Linked DNA regions of Homo sapiens: region 2 is linked to region 1. A link is an interaction called in ENCODE POLR2A ChIA-PET data of the cell type or tissue named here. Cell type or tissue: Caco-2. All regions are shown on one strand.

Region 1 (8,000 bases):
GCAGACTGCTTGAGCCCAGAAATTTGAGACCAGCCTGGGCAACACGGCAAAACCTCATCTCTGCAAAAACTACAAAAAAAATCATGCAGGCATGGTGGTGCATGCCTTTGGTCCCAGCCATGGAGAGGCTGAAGTGGGAGGATCACTTGAGCCTGGGAGGTCGAGGCTGCAGTGAGCCGTGATGGTGCCACTGCACTCCAGCCTGGATGACAGAGCAAGACCCTGTCCCTCATCCCCCACAAAAAGTGTTGAACTGCTTTATCTAAGAAACAGAACAGACAAGTAAAAGGTTGTCTTCCCTTCCTAGTCTCGATGTATTTCTCCCTATAATTGTTCCTGTTGCTCAAGTTGACGAGGTGTTCTTGGTGATTTTGCTAAATTTGTGGAAAATTAGCTGGAACAGCCTCAAAACCACAGCCAGGCATGTCACCAAATGCTCTTTGTGAGGATCTTCATTTCTTTTCCCCACCTTGTAAGATCCACATGACAGCCAAGTGCCCCTAGAATGATATAAACCCACTTGTGAAATGCAGTTACAGGCCATTCTCAGACCTAAGAAATCCAAAAAGCACCTTTTCTATTCCCCAACTCCTAACGATTCCCTTGGCCGTTAACTATCAAGTTTTCACCTAGGACCATCTAAGCCTTTGAAATCACACTAGGCTTTCTCCAAAATGCAGTTCCCCATTTGTTCATGTTGGGACAGTGGTGGCAATGAATGGCATCCCTTCCTTCCTCTTCTGATGTGGAAGTAGGCTCACAAATCTGTCATGGAGATTGGAAAAAGCAGTCTGCAATATTCCATAAAAAAGCAAAACTGGAGGATATGATGTAGATGGGCGCGGTGGAGGCCTGCTCGACACACTCCCTCCTGCATCACAGCCTGAGTGGGTGCTTGTGGACCCACCCTGGAAGCTCTGTCCTGTGGGCCAGTACCTGTGCGTCTGAGAACAGCCTGCACGGGAAAAGAAGAGCACACTGTGCCCTGGGGGAGAGAGTCAGCTGTCCCCGAGTTAGGCAATGACTGCTCCTCCCTTGAGGACAGGTGGGGGAGGGGTGAGCAAAGGAACACTCCACATGGACACAGGACACTGGGGACAAGGGACGCCCACTAACAATTTTTCACTGAAGCTTCGTCCAGTCATCATTAACTGAGCATCTGCTTTGTCACAGGGACTAAGCCAGGTGCCACAAATATGGCAGTGGATGGAAGGTCTATGTGACCCAATGCCCTGGTGGGAAAGCCAGAGGCTGACCAAGTCACCAGGGAGAAGGGTGGAGGCTGTGAGAGTGTCTGGGTGTTGGGGGAAGGCCCATTAACTCTGGAGAAGGCAGATAGTCAGGGAAGTCTTCCCTGAAGGTAAGAGAAGGTATCTCTGAAACCAGATGAGAGATGTCCAGGTAACTGGAGCAAAGGTGAGGAAAGACACTGAGGGGAACTCTGAGGGCAGAGCACAGAGGAAGGAGTGCAGAGATGGCAGGAGAGAGCCGGCGGGCGCCTGGCCAGGGCTGTCGGCCATCACGCAGATGTTTGTGCACCGTGGTTAAAACGCTTAGACCATCCCAGGGACTGAAACCAAGGAGCTACAGGGTCACCGGAGCTGAAGGTCACAGGATTGGATGTTGGTGCCTGGAAATCATGAGAGATGGTGGTGCTGACTTTGTAAACACCAAGAGACCAGAGCAGAGATAAAAGCAACGGGTCTTACAGGGTTTTCTAAAAGGCCAAAACATGAGTGAGAAGGAAAACACAAAGAGGCCAAGCAGTGTCTTCCAGCTCGATCAGATCCCTCTCTCCACTGTAGGAAGAGTGCAGAGTTCTCTCCTACATGGCCCCAAAGCCCACACTTCCCCGCTCTTGCCTCAGTCCCAGAGAATATCTGGCTAAAAATTCAACTTCTTTTCACCTCTTCTCCTAGTCCTCACATTGACCTGTTTTTGCTCCAGTTGATGGAGCGATGGTGAAGAGCTTACAGCTTGCATCCCTTCTTCGCATGCCTTATTATGAGAAAACACACGAGCATCACACTCAGTGACAGTAAAAGGGGCCCTTAATCATTAAGCCTCTAAAATCCAACAGGTGATACTGCCCAGAAAAGCTGTGCAAATCTGTACTTAACGAACTCCATTAAACATTAACCTATTAGTTATACATTTACAACACCCAGAAACAATAATTATGTGTTTTCTTTCCTTTGGGCCCTAAATCTAGCTGAATCGTTGATAGTTTTAGCACTAGAGAGATGAGAAAGTATTGTTTCTTGTGAGTGTGTAAAATTTCACTTTTTATATGGATCCTTGGTCTATATTCTACTTGAAGATTCTCCTTTTTCTTTAGACACATCTAACTTCACTGAGTATCTAACTGACAAATCATAATATTTAAAGCTTATTTTTTAAAAGAGAATATCCAAATATGTAGGATACATAATATATAGGAAGGCTTTTGTTTATTTTTTTAAAAGATGCAGTGGGAATGTAAAATGGTGCAGGTACTATGGAAAACAGTATGGTGGTCCCTCAAAAAATTAAACATAGAATTACAACATGATGCAGAAATTCCTCTTCCAGGTATATATCCAGAAGAAGAGAAAGCAGGGACTCGAATACACATGTACACCAATGTTCACAGCAGCATTATTCACAATAGCTAAAAGGTGGAAACAGCCCAGGTACCCGTTGATGGATGAATGGCTAAACAAAATATGGTCTATGCATACAATGGAATATTATTCAGTCTTTAAAAGGAAGGAAATTGTAATACATGCTACAACATAGATAAGCCTTGAGGACATTATGTACGCTAAGTGAAATAAGCCAGACAAAAGGACAAATAGAATATGATTCCACTTATGTAAGCTTGATTACCCAGAGTAATCAAATTCATAGACAAAAGCTGAATGGAGGCTACCCAGGGCTGGGGGAAGAGAGGAACGTGGAGTTGGTGTTTAAGGGGTACAGAGTTTCTGTTTGGGAAGATGAAAAAGTTCTGGGGATGGATGGTGGTGACGGTTGCACAATATACTTAATGCCACTGTACTGTACACTTAAAAATGGTTAAAATGGCTCCCACTGCAGCCTCAAGTGCCCCTGTCCCACCTGGCTCCCCCTGCTGATGTCTAGTGTTTTTTTCTCTCCTGTCTTTGTATTGAAGGCAGGAAACAAGGGTGTCAAGCCCCCATTCCCTCCCTACTCTGACAGCAGGATTGGATGTTGTGTATTGTGGATTTTTTTTTGTTTATTTTGTTCTGAAATTAAAGTATGCAAAATAGAGAATATGCCATTTTTAATACAAAAAAAGGTTACAATGGTAAATTTTATGATATGCATATTTTATAATAACACCCCCTCCAAAAAAAAAGAGATGAAAAGTGAATGGTATGAAGATTCAACCTTGTGAAAGACTGAGCTGTCTAAGTTGAAAATGAGTAGGAATGTAGTATTTCTAGGCAGGGGCCAACTCCATAGAAACCAATTAAGTCAGTGGAGGTCAAGCAAACAGCTCCGAGGGGATGTTTGAAATCTTATCTTTCTCATGACCTGATTTCGGTCACATTCTTACTGAGCTCTGGCAAGGCATGATGATACTTCACAAAATACAAAACCAGAGCCCCAAACTCAGGACTTTACAGTGAAAGACCCATTGTTCACACAATGCTTTCTCCTTGGTGGCATTTCCTGAACAGCAAGTTCGGGCAGCCCCATTTCTTGCCTGGCTCAGTCTATAAGACTGATACAAGACTGGTATAAAGTTGTAAATGATTCTAAATATTGTTCATCCCACTAGAGACCTACTAAGTGGTTATTTAACTGACATTTTTTTGTGCTTCCTTCATATGAAGAACACAGATAAATATCTTCTGATTACATACCATTAAATAGTAGGAAAAGCAAAAATTCTTAAATTATATGATTGACAATTCTCATGATCGTCTTGTAAATACTACGGAGGAAAAGGTCTTAGAAACTGTTGAACTGCACTGGATCAGTCACTTGCTCTTAAAAGGGTGATTAAGAATAGCCAAGGCCGGGCGCAGTGGCTCACGCCTGTAATCCCAGCACTTTGGGAGGGGGGCAGGTGGATCACAAGGTCAGGAGATCAAGACCATCCTGGCTAACAGGGTGAATCCTCGTCTCTACTAAAAATACAAAAAATTAGCCAGGCATAGTGGCACGTGCCTGTAGTCCCAGCTACTCAGGAGGCTGAGGCAGGAGAATCACTTGAACTCGAGAGGCGGAGGTTGCAGTGAGCTGAGATTGCGCCACTGCACTCCAGCCTGGGTGACAGAGTGAGACTCTATCTCAAAAAAAAAAAAAAAAAAAAACAACGACTAGCCAAAATTTGATCCAAAAACTATTGTACAGAGGGGTGTGGGGGAATTCTCTGTACTTTACATTCAATTTTTCTGTAAACCTAAAACTTCTCTAAAAAATAGTCTATTATTTTTTAAAACAAGAAAACAATTACACATATTCTAGTAATTCTCAACTGATAAGAAAGCTTATGTTGGCCAGGTATGGTGGCTCACACCTGTAATCCCAGCACTTTGGGAGGCCAAGGTAGGTGAATCACTTATCACTTGAGGCCAGGAGTTCGAGACCAGCCTGGGCAGCATGGCAAAACCTCATCTCTACTAAAAATTCAAAAATTAGCCAGGTGTGGTGGCACGCACCTGTAGTCCCAGCTACTCGGGATGCCGAAGCACAAGAATGGCTGGAACGGAGGAGGCAGAGATTGCAGTGAGCTGAGATCGCACCGTTGCACTCCAGCTTGGGTGACAGAGTGAGACTCTGTCTCAAAAATCAGCCCAGTTGGCTGAACAGAAGCGAATAAGTATAATAGTTTTAAAGCTTTACCAAATTTCCCGGGCTATCTCAGTTTGTACAGCTATGCCATCCAGCTAATTATTTGCAGGTTTAAATTTGACCTCACAGTTTTCCTAGCTTCATTTCCGAAACAGTCAGGCCAGAGCGAGTCAGTGCTTTCTAAGTGCCTGCATACAAATTGCAAAGAGACCACAGGTCTGAGGAGGTGCACGGCATCAACAGGCAGCTGTCCCAGTCACTAAGAAGTCTCTACCTTCAGTGCACTTTGGCAGCCTGGTCATCTCACCAAAACCAATGCTTTCAGAGTCAGAATTCCACAATCACCCATATTCCCCTGGAAAAAGGTAGTGATAGGTGAGTAATATATTTTTAATTTCCTATAGCCTAGAGAACTTTAAAACTACATTGAATGTTTTCCATGATTTAGGCTTAAAACGACAAATCCAGAGGATGTATTCTCTACATCCCAGTGCATATTCGTGAATGACGTGGATACAAATCGACACATTTTTCAGATTTTTCATGTAAGCATAAGATGAAATAATGAACAGGAAAGCACTTTATAAAATGCACAATACAGAGGTAAGGTATCAGATTTTTAATCAATATTCCAATGTTCCATAGTTATTCTTGTGACAACTGGAACTTCTCAAAATAATGAGACTTAGAGTCAAATCGGTTCTTTCTCTTTGGTTAGAATATGACTTGAAAAGTCTGTCCAGCCTCTAATATTGATATTCAATATCTAAAAATGTCACCACCGTGTTATAGCAATTTGACTGCCTCAATAGATTAATAATCATAAAATTTACACATGTGAAGATAATAAATCAGACCAAACATTGTTTAAGCATCTGAATTTAGCTTAGTCCTCCCAAAGATATGTCCAGTACAGTGACATAATGTGACAACTCATTATAAACAAATAAATTCTCTGCTATTCAATTAGCATAGGACAAAAAAGAAAAGAAAAGAAAATTCTGATCTCTATACTACCAAGGAATTGTGAAACACACTTTATCACTGTTACTGAGCATATAAATTGAGCAATGTTTTTGAAAAAAATAAGGCAATAAAGATCACATTTTAAAAAATTTAAGCATTTAACCAAATAATCTAATTTTTTGGAATCGACACTAAAAAATAAACTACCGTAACAGCCATAAAATATTCAAATGTTTGTTGCAGCATAACTTAGAATAGCCCCAAATTGGAAACACCTTAAGTGTCTCCCAATGGGAACAGGTTAAATGAATTATTGTGTAGCCAAATGATAAAATATCATTCTTCCATTAAAAATTATTACAGGCATTTTGCTGGTCGCTAGGAAGAAGAAATTGGTAGCACCTGGCTCTCCTCCAGTGAACAGCTAGAACTCTGGACACAGGATATAAACAATGGGTTTCAAATATTGGACAGCAGGCAGCACGGGACAGTGACTCCTGGGAGAAGAGCCCAGGATTGCTTTGCTTTCAGCAGCATTTTTACAATAGACAAAAACTGGAAATACCCAGCAAGACAGTGGATAAATAAATGTTGCTATATCCATAAAGTGAAATTACTACACAGAAATGAATGGAACAAGCCACTCATACAAGCAATGGCATGTGAATCTGACAAACCTCATGCTCACAGAAAGAAGCCAGACACAAAAAAGGACGCACTGTGATTCCATTAATAAGAAGTCATCTCACAGGCAAAACTCTTCCAAAGTGAAAAAAAAAAAAAATTCAGGACAGCGGTTCCTCTGGCTGCTGGGAGGGAGGAGAGCAAGTGGGGAATTGGCTGGGAAGGGGGTGGGGGAGCCTTTTGGGGTGACGCAAACGTTCTATACCAAGGGAATGGCTTATACAAGTGTCTGTATTTATCAAAACTCACCCAACTATACACTCGAGATTTGTGCATTTCACTATATGTCAATTATGTCCCAATAAATAGAAAAGAAAAACGAGAGGAAATGTTTATTCTAGGACTGAATGTACTATGTCAGCTCCACAGACATGCCAGGCTTTCTAATTTCCAGGCCTTTCCCACCCTGCTCTTCCCTGCTGCTTCTTCCTTCTGTATTCCTGCCTCCCTTCCTCCGGTGGGTCCTTTTCGCATTTTTTTTTTTTTGAGACGGCGTTTTGCTCTTGTTGCCCCGGCTGGAGTGCAATGGCACGATCTTGGCTCACTGCAAACTCTGCCCCCTGGGTTCAAGCGATTCTCCTGGCTCAGCCTCCTGAGTAGGTGGCATTACAGGCATGCACCACCATGCCTGGCTAATTTTGTATTTTTAGTAGAGACAGAGTTTGTCCATGTTGGTCAGGCTGGTCTTGATCTCCTGACCTCAGGTAATCCACCTGCCTCGGCTTCCCAAAGTGCTGGGATTACAGGCGTGAGCCACCGCGCCCGGCCTGCATTGTTTCTCTGAGCCACGAAGTGGTCCTTCTGAAGTGTTCTCTGTGCACCCCCGGTCCCTGCACACTCTACACCACTCAGCAGAAGCCTATTTTTCCCCACCAGACCAGAAGCCCCTTGAGAGCTGGGGCCTGCCTTTAAAGATGCAATGAAAGCGAGCCTGCTCATCACTGCTAATAACCAACATACTGAAGGAACCGCCCATGTGTTGTCCACTTTCTTTGCACTAAGGGCTTAATGTGAATCCGATCGTTGTCTTGTTCATCGATGAATCCTGAGATCCCAGTATGCACAAGACAGAGATTCCCTGATTTCTTAAATATATTCAGTGTTCTTAGATATGATGCAATGGAGCAAAAGGTCACCCCTGATTGTAAGAATCACAGGGGATTTTTTAAATAACTTTTTTCTTATATTTTTCTATAGTTTAAAAACTTTCTGCTATTATCTGTTACTAGTACATCAAAATAAAGGAAGTTCTGTGTAGAGAAAAGGTCCACTGAAGACATTAAAAACACAAGAGATATTCTGAGACCTAGCTGAGGTTTTTATAAGCCATGTTTTAAAAACGTTGTTACAGCTTTGTTTTTAAAGATGGAAATACTACAATCTGAGTAGAAGTTAAGTCAATACATAAAAAAGAAAAAAAAAAAGCTAGAATGGATACCAAACTGCACTATATTTTTCAAAGAAATATCTCTTGAGAAATTAAAACTTACCCCTTTTTTTCAGCTTCAATATAATGGAAGAAATAATTTCAGAACGGACTTCCC
Region 2 (8,000 bases), 140 kb before region 1:
TTACCCGTTTTTCCATTTTTCCGTTTTTCCGCCTTGTGGCAAGAGCAGCTATGATCTACTGATTTTGCAAAAATCCTTAACACAACACACTATAGAAACGACAGTCCCGATGTTGTTCATTAGATCTTTTGATTTGTTCCTCCTACATACTTGCTACTCTGTATCCTTTGACCTAAAAGGGGACGCGTGCTAACCTGGAGACAGCATAATTATTGCTCAGTTTAGCAAGTATTCCCTTTTAAACATTCCAATTTAGCACGTTTCAAACTGGATTTTTAAATCTTTATGCCCAAATCCGTTCCACCCACATTAAAAAAAAAAAAAATCTCAGTTAACAGTGGCTTTTTCAGTTTCTCAAGTCAGAAATCTTGGAGTCCCCTTGACGACTTTCTTCTTGTCACATCCCACACCAGCCCCTTAGCAAGTGCGGGGTGACCCAGTTCAAGGCACTGTCATGAACACAGGATGACCAGGTTCTTCTGGCTTGCACTTGCAAACCTTTAGACGATCACTTTTTGCCTCTTAAACAGCTTTCTTACTATATATTCTGCTTTCCCGGTATTCGTCGCTAGACGGCAGCAGAGGATTTTGATTGGATTCCAAACTGGTTGGTTAAAGCAGCCTGAGCAGCTCAGAGGGAGGTTGTGGTTGTGTGTTGTGGTGCTGGTGTGTGGTTGTGGTTGTGGTGTTGTGTGGTTGTGGTTATGTGTGGTTGTGTGTGGTTCTGGTGTGTGGTGGTGGTGTGTGGTTGTGTGTGGTTGTGGCAGTGTGGGGTTGGTGGTGTGTGGTTGTGGAGGTGTGTGGTGTGGTTGTGGTAGTGTGTGGTGGTGGTGGCGTGTGGTTGTGGCGGTGTGTGGTTGTGTCGTCCTTGCTGTTGCCTTACTTGTCTTGGAACTCTTCAGCAGGCAGAGGAGAGAGAGGTTCTTCAGACCGTCCTCATACCTGGGGACTAGTGGGTGGCTGTGCGGCCGGAGGCTTTAAAGCTTTGTCTTGCATCCGCGGGCCACGCTGGAGGTCGGGCGCCCGCAACCCTGCGCCAGGCCGTCCTGGGCTTGCCGACGCTCGGCCCCTGCAGCTCCATCCGCCCGCGGGCTGCCTTTGCTTTGCCTCCCTGTGTGGCTGGGAACCAGCGGGGCGGGTGCCATCGTCCGGCCTCACCCCCTACCCTGGGTCCTGCACGTGGGCACTGCGGGCTTCTGGGCCACCTCCGCCCTTGCAGCGCAGAGGGCCCCGTGGTCTTCGTCAGCGCTCAGTCAAGGTGAGTAGGGCAGGCAGTCTTTTCTTGAGTCTCTTCGTTTCTGACACCTGTAAACAAAGGTGAACCCTAAAGAGCCACTCCTTCAAGAGGCACCCAGATGGCCAGCTGGGCCTACATTTTGAATAGAGCCACGCAGCCATCTGCAGTTGACTAGAGGTCACCCTGAGTCCCCAGACCACCCGCACTTCTGCTGTACTTTGCCACACGCTGCGCTCACCTGAACCAGCCAAGGAGATCTCAGCTGTATCAACCAATCAACCAGAGCTCAGCTGTATTGACCAATCACAACTAGGCAAGTTTGAATCTTTTATTTGCATAAATGAACATGATTGGGCACCTGGGCAGGCACTGTCACTATAAAACCAGAGCCCTCCCTTTGTACTTTGGAATGTACCTTCCTTTAAGGCTGTATCTCCCAGGTTTGCAAACTGTTCACTGGAATAAGCCTCTTTCCTCCAAATTCCTTTTCAAACGACTTTTGTTCACAAACCCCGCACAAACAGCTTCATCCCATAGGGTTAATTTACTTCCCTGGATATAGCTCCTGACTTTGGCACAGAATGGCCCTGAATGATAACTAAGCCCATGCACCCCATGCACTATCTCTATCCTTTCTCTTTCTTGGCGGATCCAAATGCTAGGTTTGGAAGAGTAATGGCAATTGTCATCCTATGGTAATATTTCCTGCCCTGTTACTGGTATTTTTTCTGTTCCATAGCTAAGAAAGCTGTCATTCCTAGTTAATTGATGGCTTCAAGGGCATATTTAGGAGGTTATCTATTCCTACCTTCTTGACTAGGAAATGCCTGCTGTCCCCTTCTGGCCATCCTGGAAGGTTCTGGCCCTGAGCTGGGTTGCAATCTCTTCCACTAGATCAACTTGGAACCCTGCTGGCATTATCTCAGTTCCAAAGACATCTACAAAATGTTGTTTGACAGCAAAGCACACAGCAGATGGAAAAGAATCAGGAGCTCCAGGGAAGCTGGAGGCTCTATTAGACACATTTCTCTCTTCTTCCCAGCAGTAAATTACACCTTCTCTGACCAGAAAGAAGTTGGAAAGGGATACATGGGAGGGGACACCTTTGAAAAATTTATCTGAATTTTGCCAACTAACAATCACTTGCATAGTCTTCCAGGCAATGACATCTTATTTATGACCTTTTATGTTATATAACACATACAGCTCATTTTCGGTAGTTGCTCTGCATTTGCATAACATTTCTATCACTGCATAGCAGTGAGCTTTGCTATAGTCCTGAGCTCCATTTCCTTAGACATTGGAAACAGGCTTCTCTACCACACAGTTCTGTGTCACTACAATAGGACCACAAAAACCTTAGCCATAGAAGGAAATCATTGATAAATTGGATCCATACAATTTAATATTTTTGCTCAGTCAATAAACTGTTAAAGGAAAGCTATAGATTAGGTGAAGAATGTGTGTGTTTGTGTGTGTGTGTGTGTATAATTCACAGAATATGTAAAGAACTCTAACAAATCACTGATTTTAAAAAGATAATTTTTTAATGGACAAAAGACTTGAACACTTCACAAAAGTATAGAAATAGACAACATGCATAAAAAGATACTCAACATCATCAGTCATCAGAGAAATGCAAATTAAACCACCAGGTGATAGCACTATGCAACCACAAGAATACTCAACATTGGCTGGGCACGGTGGCTCATGCCTGTAATCCCAGCACTTTGGGAGGCTGAGGCAGGTGCATCACAAGGTCAGGAGATCAAGACCATCTTGGCTAACATGGTGAAACCTCGTCTCTACTAAAAACACAAAAAATTAGCTGGGCGTGGTGGTGGGTGCCTGTAGTCCCAGCTACTTGGGAGGCCGAGGCAGGAGAATCACTTCAATCCGGGAGGCAGAGGTTGCAGTGAGCCGAGATTGCACCACTGCACTCCAGCCTGGGTGACAGAGCGAGACTCGGTCTCCAGAAAAAAAAAAAAAAAAAAAAAAACCATGCTCAACATTAAAAAGAGACATAATACCAAGTGTTGGCAAGGAATACAACAACTGGCGTTCTCATACATTGCTGTTGGGAGTATAAAGTAGCAGAACTACTTTGGAAAACTGGCAATATAGTATAAACATAACCATGTACCTACCCTATAACCTAGAAATCAACTCCTAAGATATTACCCAAGAGAAATTAAAACACATCCACACAAATACTTGTGCAAGAATGTCCACTGAAGTTTTATTCATAACACACAAAACTTGGAAAAGGGTTAAATACACTTGGTTAATTCATATAACGGAGTACTACTCAACAATAAAATAAAATGAATTTAGAGCACATGCAACAATATGAATTTCAAAAACATGTTGCATGCAAAAAGTCAAACATGAGTCCATACTGACAAAGGTTTTCTTTGACCTAACTCCAGTGAGGCCCTCTAAGCCCTCAAAGCTTAAACTTTAGACTGTCCTTGGTTCATTTAGGTGAGTTACAATCTTGTTGGGTCAGTTTATCGAAAATCCCCCACCATTGTTATCTGATCAAATTCCACACCCCCCACTCTTCATATCTTCCCATACTGGCCTGCCTTGAGCAAAGATCCTGTTGAGCTCCTCTAACAAAAACCTCCCTAGCTTTGATGTTTCCTCTTAGTAACTTTCCATCCACTGAGCCCCACCCTGCTCCTTGGCTAGAAACCCCCAGTTGTCCTTGTTGTGTTCAGAGTGGAGCCAAACCTTTCTTCCCTACTGCAAAACCCCATTATGGAGGTCCCCCATGTTAAAATCTGCCTTATCATCTTTAATGAGTGTCATGAATAATTTTTCTTTAACAATGCATGATTCCACTTACATGAAATTCAACAGCAGGAAAAACTAATCTATGGAGATATACATTAGAAAAGTGGGTCGCTTGGAGCAGGGGCCGACTGGAAATGGGCATGGGGTAATTCCCCTGGGCTCTCCATGATCAGGCCCAACCTACTTTGTCCTTTTTCCTCTCCCATTGCTGCACAGCAGGGTCCCTCTGCTTCAGTCAAGAGGTTAGATCTGCCATGCCTTCACCACCCACCCATCCCCACAGTCTCATCCCCACAGTGACAGCACTTTGTGAACTGGGCTGCTCTACCACAAAGGCTGCCAGCACACATTCTGCAGAGCCTGGTTACAGATGGCATCTTAACAGATGCCCATATCATTCACTCCATCCCACTGTACAAGTTAGCCCTTCATTTTGTAGTGTTTTAAGGTTAAAAACACATATGCCTCTTGATCCTTGCAATTTTAATAAAGCACTCTCTCCATTTTCACCTCAACATCCAGTCCAGGTGAAAGGTAACAATTGATAAATATCTGTTGATGAATGTTCAACATTTAATCATGTATCACTCCTAAATAGCATGAATCATGTTAAGACAGCTGCATGGACAGACCAAATGGGAAAGGAATGCCTTATTGTAGAAGGCCTATTTGTTGGACCCTATTCTCCAGGTCCAAGAAGTCTTTGTCTTTGACACAAAATGAAGTTACTCCTGGCCCACTTGTGGTACTTCTATGGACTTATTCAAGGGGTTGACAAACTTTAGAAAGGCCTAAAGAAATTGTAATTGAATACAACTTCCTTCTTTCATTGTTCTGCTCCTTCTGAAATGTAGGGGACTGCCACTCACTAGCATCCTTTGTCCGGAACACATTCCCACTCCGGGAACTTAAGAGGAAACAGCCGGCCTGCATGCAATGTCAGGGTAAATTGAGAACATCACTGTCTTAGTCCATATGTGTTGCTCTAAAGGAATACCTGAGGCTGGGTAATTTATAAAAATAGGTTTATTTGACTCGTGGTTCTGCTGGCAACAGCATCTACTTCTGGTGAGGGCTTCCAGGAGTTTCCACTCATGGCAGAAGGGGAGCCAGTGTGTGCAGACATTACATGATGAGACAGGAAGCAAGAGAGACAGAGGGGAGATGCCAGGCTCTCTTTAATAACCAGCTCTGGAGGGAACTGATTATGTGAGAACTCACTCATTGCCATGAGAACAGCACCAAGCCGTTCATGAGTGATCCACCCCCATGACCCAAACACCTTCCACCAGGCCCCACCTCCAACACTGGGGACTAAATTTCAACATGAGGTTTGGAGGGTCAAATATTCAAACTATAGCATCAGCCAAAATTATAGCTGCAGGGAAATTAGAAGAAAAACTGGCAAGATGAAGAAAGATTTAGTGGAATATAACACATTAGAGAATAAAAAGGGGAGTCTATAGGGTGCAATTATAGTTGATTGTATGTTTTTGCATAATTGGTTTGTTCAATTAACTGTTATGGGAATTTTACTGAGGATTTTAACATCTGAATACAATAGTTGAAAGTGTTCTCTAAGTGTCTAACAATTTCCTTACCTTGTTTGGGAGTCAGGATTATAACAGCCTTGATAAATGTGTAGGGAAGCTTTCTTCTTGCCTTTCGGGAAAAAGCGCATTAAGTATTTGAGGGGTTGAAGGGAGGGGCTCCAAAGGGCATGGGGAAATTTTCAGGGGTAATGGGTATATTCCTTATCTTCAGTGTGCTGATGGTTGCAGGGGTATATACAAATGCCCAAACGCATAAATTGTACACTTTAAATATTCAAGTTTATTGTATGTCAATTATACTTCAATAAAGCTTTTTTTTTTTTTAAACCCTCACAATTTAGTTCTGGGCTCTGTGCTTGGGCTCTTGAAATTCGGTGGCAGTGGCCTGAATCCCCATGCCCACTGTGACAGAGCAGGAGCACCATCCTCTCGGACAAACACCGCCACTTTAAGTGCCAGCTCCCTTTCCAGCCTCATGCATTTCAAGAAAATCACTTCTCTTCTAACAACAAGCAGACAGAAAGAGCAGACAGTAAAACATAGATGAGACAGCTCAGGCACAGAGGGAGGTGGGGGGAAAGTCTCTTGGGTAATTGCCAAACTTCACCCTCATACATTGGGCCCCAGTATAACAGTGGGCCTTAATAAGCACATTCTTTCCCTTCAGGTGCACTAAGATAGGGAAGCTAAAAGCAGACCTGGGGGTATGCCTGCAGCTGCAGGAAGATGTATGGAAACAGACACACAACTCCCTCCCAGATAAGCACACCTAAAGAGACACAGAAGCAGTCCAAGCCTCTGATAAACTCTCCCACCCTGAATCCTTAAAAACTCTTAGTCTGTAAGAGAGCATGCCTCTGATCTAACTCAGCCAGAAGCCACTCTTGGGTTTGTTTTCTTTAAAATAAACCTGTCCTCGACCATCAAGCCATTGTGTTTCTTTCCTCTTTCTTTAATTCTTACACACTGGAGCCTAGGGAAAGGATCATTCTCTGCCCACTTCCATTACCTGAGAAAAGAACGCCAGAAAAAGAAGCCATGGGGAAAACATTAAGATTTGTAGCCAGGCATGGCAGCTGATGCCTGTAATGCCAGCACTTAGGGGGGTTGAGGTAGAGGATTGTTTGAGGCCAGGAGTTTGAGACCAGCCTGGGCAACATAGTGAGACCCTGTCTCTACAAAAAAAGTTTTTAAATAAATTATCTGGGCCTGGGGGCAAGTACCTGTAGTCCCAGCTGCTTAGGAGGCGGAGACGGGAAGATCCCTCGAGCTCAGTACAGCTCAGGCTGTAGTGAGCTATGATGGCACCACTGCATTCCAGACTGGGTGACAGAGCAAGACCCTGTCTCAAAAAAAAAAAAAAAAAGATTTGTAGACTTTTGTAGACTGTCAAGAGGGACATCAAAAATGTCTCCTGTGAGGCCGGGCATGGTAGCTTACATCTGTAATCCCAAGCACTTTGAGAAGCCACCGCGGGAGGATTACTTGAGCCCAGGAGTTCGAGATCAGCCTAGGCAAGATAGACTTTGTCTCTACAAATAAAAATAATTAGCCAGGCATGGTGGTGCAGGCCTGTGGCCCCAGCTCCTCAGGGGACTGAGGCAGGAGGATTGCTTGAGCAGTCCTCAGGCAGTGGAGGCACCAGTGACCTGTGGTAACAACACTGCACTCCAGCCTGGGCGACAGAGTGAGACCCTGTCTCAAAAGAAAATAAATAAAACAGAATGTCTCCTGTGTAAAATGACAACTTCCAGTAGAACAATTATAGGAAAGATACAGGATCTTTCTGTTCTTTCCACAGTATCTCAGATTTCAGACCGCCCAAGATTCCTCTAGCTAATGACTTCACAGTTGGTAACAGCGAGTTAACTTCACAATGTTTCTTCAGCATCTATTATGACAGTTCTTGGAACTATACGTGCCAGATTACAGTTCACACCTGGTGGTAGTGACAATGGAAATGCCTTTAGGAGGCTTGCAGATCCCTTGGACCCAGAAAATACAACTTTTTGAGACATATGGGAGAAAAAAGAGGTTTTTACATCAGCTTTCCCTGGGGTTCCACGAACACTAAATGAATCTGAAGACACACCTTCAACATTCTTTAAGAAGGAACCATGGAAGCCAACCTTGTATTGTTTAAAGAGAGAATGAAACTTGAAGCAACAGACAGGAAGAACCCTTATCTGATCTGCTCCGCAACTATTGGAAACATTGAAGGAGACAGTTTACACTACAGTGGATGGGAGTGGTGGCTTAGGCCTATAATGCTAGTGCTTTGGAAGGCAGAGTGGGGAGAATTGCTTGAGGGAGAGTTCAAGGTTGCAGGGAGCTGTGATCCAGCCTCAGCAACAGAGTGAGATCCTGTCTGTAAAAAAAGAAAAGAAAAAAAAGTTTACATTACATTTGGA

The links. Peaks named below come from ENCODE experiments on the same cell type or tissue, not always from the same donor. Only the 100,000 strongest peaks of a DNase experiment are listed, where the experiment ranks them.
Region 2: POLR2A ChIA-PET joins it to region 1 with 6 read pairs; 1 of 35 experiments calls an interaction of 5 or more read pairs at or near these places.

Annotation. Positions count from the first base shown.
Region 1 is chr18:7,060,929-7,068,928 of GRCh38, forward strand. The region is part of intron 3 of LAMA1 (laminin subunit alpha 1); the gene reads right to left. Among named protein-coding and RNA genes, the nearest start is that of LAMA1, 53 kb to the right of the region's middle. In Caco-2, no CTCF peak of the experiment used is centred here; DNase peaks (open chromatin) are centred at 1,043 and 3,573.
Region 2 is chr18:6,919,628-6,927,627 of GRCh38, forward strand. LINC00668 (long intergenic non-protein coding RNA 668) reads right to left here. Exons shown (of 7, transcript NR_034100.1): 4 at 7,030-7,957; 5 at 6,813-6,931; 6 at 6,445-6,598; 7 at 5,847-6,091. It also overlaps the pseudogene SCML2P1. Among named protein-coding and RNA genes, the nearest start is that of LINC00668, 6.2 kb to the right of the region's middle. In Caco-2, a CTCF peak has its summit at 583; DNase peaks (open chromatin) are centred at 604, 1,524 and 3,794.